2 separate regions of the Homo sapiens genome follow, and region 1 is linked to region 2. A link is a loop called in an ENCODE intact Hi-C map of the cell type or tissue named here. Cell type or tissue: PC-3. All regions are shown on one strand.

Region 1 (2,500 bases), 66 kb after region 2:
GTTATGATCTGGTAATTTTCCTCTGCTTCCTAAAAATAAGAACCCCAAAGCTTAGCTGGGTACACTATGCTCAGCCAAAAGACAATATTTCTGGTTGTCATTCTTGCAGTTAGCTGTGGCCATAGAACTAAATTTTAGCCAAAGAGAAAGTGCAATGTGTAACTTCCCAGAAATGTCCTTACAGGGAAGGGGCACATTCTTTTTGGTCTTTTCTCCTCCTGCCAGCTGTAATACTGATGCAATGGCTGAATCTCTAGCAGCCATATTGGACAATGTGGCAATACGGTAAGAACGAACAAGAAATAAGATAGATGTCTCTTTTTTTGTTATACGCAGTCATCCTAATCTTAACTGATAAAATCACAGTCATCCCTTGGCATATACTGGGAATTGGATCCAGGGCCACTCCTGCACCACATATACCAAAATCCACACACACTCAAGTTCCAAAGTCCACCCTCTGGAACTCACATATATGAAATGTCAGCCCTCCATACATGCAGGTTTTGCATCTCATAAATACTGTATTTGCAATGGAAATTTGCTTGAAAAAAATCTACATATAATTGGACCCATGCAGTTAAACCCATGATTTTCAAGAATCAACTGTACCTCCTAAATCATTTTCCTTCCTAGCATGTCTTATGTTCAGCGCTATACTTTTGTCAACCATGATCATAAAAAGAATATACAGAAATTGGGAAATAACAAAGGTGACCAAATCCAGAGATGACCAATTATTGACCTTCTTGTTTGAATTCACTATAGAATTTGCCACTGCCACCATTCTAGCATTCTGAAACTTCTTTTCTCCACTGCAGCGGTACTCTGTAGGTTTTGTTCCCGTCTATTTCACCTTTTCAGTTTCCTTGCAAGGCTCCTTTATAAACTGACTCTCAGTTTCTCTAAACTGTTCTAACTAAAAGTCAGTTTTGGTGTGTTTTTTTTTTTCATATATGTTTACTGGGTGTTTCAGTAAATCAGCCACCAAATTTTCCCTGAAGCAGTCATCCACTCAATTATTACTGAATGCCTAATAACTAACCATGTATTGAATGCTTACTATATGCAAGGAACATTACATATTTTATCTCTAATCCTCTCAGCAACTCCACAAGCTAGGGATTATTATATTCATTTCAGAGATGCGTCTGAGGCCCAAAGAATAATTACCCAAGTTTTCACAGCTGGTAAATGGAAGAATCAGACTTTGAACTTAGGCTTATTTACTCCAAAGTCCATTACCCATTCATTATACCCCATGGCACACACAAGTCTATGACTCAAAATCCAGACACATAAAAAGCTGAATAATTTAAAAGGTTTTGCTACTTGACTCAGTACATGTTTATGACACATTTTTTATGAGTACTGTTTGAGTGGCTGTCAGTGATACAGAAATGTTTAAGTCTTCAAGTAAAATGAATAAGATAGAAACAAATTAATGGTTTAACAAGGTAGAAAAGGAATACTAAGAAGTTCCGGGAATTCCTACAATATAATGGAATGCTTCAATTTCTCCCCCATAAAAATATAGAGAATTAATTTAAAAAATCTAATCCTTGTTGAAACTCGCCCACACCAAGTAAATAGAGTGGTAACAGATATTACAACCTTAAAATAGAAGTAAAACCTTAACAGAACTTGCTGTGACATTTAAATTAGTACCTTTAAAAAGTAATTAGGAAAGCATTTTCCTTCTACAAGGTACGCTACAGATTATTTATTTCATCAAATCTTAATCTTTAGGGAGAAAAATTACACAGAAGCTTAGCTTGTCTAAATTGTCTATTGAAGTTAACCAATTACTGATTAAAAAGGGGACAGGAAGTGTGTAAAATTAGATTATCTGCTTATATTTAAATGTATTTTGAAAAGGTCTGAAAAATTCCTTCACAAAGTGAGACAAGCTATAAATGGTCAAATAAAATTTTAACAATGCATAGCTTAGACACGAATGTGGGACACACAGACCCAGACTCAATTTTAGAACAATATAACTATCAATTGTTTTAAAGGGACAATCAGCTACTTAACTACTAAGCAGCTTTTTAAATAGGTAATTCTGCAGTTAAAATTTATTTATTTATTTATTTATTTATTTATTCGAGACGGAGTCTTGCTCTGTCACTAGGCTGGAGTACAGTGACACGATCTCAGCTCACTGCAATCTCCGCCTCCCGGGTTCAAGTCATTCTCCTGCCTCAGCGTCCCGAGTAGCTGGGACTACAGGTGCGTGCCACCACACTCAGCTAATTTTTATATTTTTAGTAGAGATGGGGTTTCACCAAGTTGGCCAGGATGGTCTCAATCTCTTGACCTCGTGATCTGCCTGCCTTGGCCTCCCAAAGTGCTGAGATTACAGGCATGAGCCACCATGCCTGGCCTAAAATTTATTTTGTAATGTAGGATACTTTTGAAAAATTCAAACTTTAAAATCCTCCATGAAAATCTATGATAGACTGTAAATAAAATCTAGGGGCAAAATGAACTCAGCATT
Region 2 (2,500 bases):
CGCCCACTGGGGCTTCAGCTGTAAACATTCACCCCTAGACGCTGCCATGGGGTCAGAGCCCTACAGCCTGCCCATCTAGCCTCCCCTAGAGGTTTGAGCAGCAGGACACTGAAGAAGCGAGCCACTCCCCACTGTGGCACGCCCTGCAAGGGGGACAAGGGAACTTTTCCCATTTCAATACCACCTTCACATACCATCTTCAGTCTCTTCTTTGTAGCCAGAATGCATGAAAGTATGACCTCCCACCTCCCATGATCCTATCCAATCACCTCCCACTTAACTCTTTAACCAAATTTACTGAACTCCTGAAACTACCAGACTACCAAAAAGGCTTCTAAAAGGCCACTGATGCTTTTTAGTTACAAAATCCAATGGCTTTTTTAATTTAAACAATCTTTTTGTATTTTACTTGAACTCTTAGCTGAATTCAGAACCATAAAACACTCCCTTCTTTTTCAAACTCTCTCTTCCTTTGGCTTCCTTAACTATACACTCCTGATTTTCCTCATACTTCTCCAGTCCCTCCTCTCTTCAGTCCCTTGAAAAAGCTGCTCATAAGGTTGCTATACTAGGCCCTCTTCTCTATGCATTCTCCTTGGATAATGTTATCTACTTCCTTGATTTCAATTAAACTAGCTATATACCCTGAAGAACACCCAATCTATACATCCAGCCTAAATCTCTCTGTGTCTCTAGAAATGCAGACACTGTCTAAAGAACAGGAGGTACAATAAGGAACAAAACAGACACAATCCATTTATTTCCCAAGTTCACTGTCTAACTCTTCCTTGTGGATGTCTCAAAGGCAGCTCCAATTGGAAATGTCAAAAGCTGAAGTCAATTATCTGCTCCTATTCCAAAAGAAAGGACAGTTTTTCCTACTCTAGTCCTCATCTTAATGAAAGCCTGGAAATTATTCTTGACGCCTTCCTTTCTCCAGTTAATCACCAAATCCTAATGTTTTACCTTCTAAATATCTCTGTATAAAATTTCTTATAATTCCACTGTCACTACCAAAACCCAGGCAACCATCATTTCTCACCAATGTTATAGCTAGCAGCTTCTTAACTGGTCTACCATCAGACTTATTATCCACGGATTTTTTTTAACATACTGCCATAAGACACACACAGCAGCGTACAAGTCATCAGTATTGAGGCAGGCATATATATAGCAGGGGTTCAATATATTTTTGTTGAATGAATGAATCAATCAACCAACCAACCAATCCAGACTCCAAGGGTTACCTTTGCTGTTTCTTCAAAAATTTCCCCCAAATTGAGCAGTGGTCTTTGGAAAACAAAATATTACCCCAACATTTATGCCTTTGTTTTGCTCTGCTCCTCATGATTACAAATATTGGGGAAGTGCATCAGACTGATGAAAGCTGTTCAGGATCCATATTTAAACTCCAGTTGTGTAGGACCACCATGTATGTCCACAGCAGTTGTTCTGAACTGGGGACAATTTTGTCCCCCAAGGGAGTGCTGCTACTGGCATCTAGTGGGTAGAAGTCAGAGATGCTGCTAAATATCCTACAATGTACAGAACAGCCCCCAGTGACAAGGAATTATCTAGTACAAAATGTCCATAGTGCCCCAGAGGTCTATAGTTTCAAAAACAAGGCACTACCAAAAGCACTATTTCAAAATGTCACAGGATTAGGATGTTACAACAAGACAATAAACCTGTTAACTTCCTCTGTAAAATGAGATATGACACTTTCCATTTTCTAGGGTAAAAGTTAATGGGTTTCTCAGATTTTAAAAAACAGAGATAAAGTTTAAATAATGCCTTAGTGTTCCAACTTTAGGAATTTAAAAAATATTTACAACAAGTTCTAATAAGATTTATTAATTTCTTTACTGAAGGCTTCATTTTCTGCTCACTCCCAACAAAAATAAACACAATACTAAAATACCCCAACATGCACACACGTACACACTCAATGTCTTATCATTGCTTCTTACAGCTTTGGGAAACAAAAAGATTGTTTCTTTCTCACGTTCCCTCTCTGTCTTTTTCACTCTCTTTATTTAACCAACCATAATGTTGGTTATCGAGTTGTAGAGTAAGTTAATATAGTTCATAATGTAGTTATGGAGTAAGTTTTATTGTCGCTTGTACTTGTTAATGTGTTCCCATTCTCAAGATAAAAAATAAATAAGCAGAACTCTTCATGTTTCTCTCAGAAAACAAAAAAAATGCCAAAAACCTAAATTAATATGATTTACTTGCATGAATGGCAACTTACTTTTTTTCTATCAAGAAATATGAAATATTCTCCATTTTTATCTTTAATAAGTAACCACCAAACCAATGCTAATATATATCAGTTCTAATGGCTTTTTTCTACTAATTTTCTTTCCTAGATATCACGTTTTTAAGTATTGTACAATTTTCTGCACAACATCAGAGTAGGCTAAGAAACCAGCAGTTATGATACAACGAGCGCAAAATTTAGGGGAAAAGAATACTCCAGTGATCGAGTATCAAAACC

The links. A loop is a pair of places that touch in the nucleus more often than their neighbours do. Peaks named below come from ENCODE experiments on the same cell type or tissue, not always from the same donor. Only the 100,000 strongest peaks of a DNase experiment are listed, where the experiment ranks them.
Region 1: a loop joins it to region 2, with 2.2 times the contacts of the local background. A loop is called at or near these places in 2 of 110 quality-filtered maps.

What each region holds. Positions count from the first base shown.
Region 1 is chr14:68,017,578-68,020,077 of GRCh38, reverse strand. All of the region lies in intron 7 of RAD51B (RAD51 paralog B), which reads right to left. Among named protein-coding and RNA genes, the nearest start is that of RAD51B, 200 kb to the right of the region's middle. In PC-3, no CTCF peak of the experiment used is centred here; a DNase peak (open chromatin) is centred at 1,327.
Region 2 is chr14:68,083,458-68,085,957 of GRCh38, reverse strand. All of the region lies in intron 7 of RAD51B (RAD51 paralog B), which reads right to left. Among named protein-coding and RNA genes, the nearest start is that of RAD51B, 260 kb to the right of the region's middle. In PC-3, a CTCF peak has its summit at 1,499 (motif pointing left); no DNase peak of the experiment used is centred here.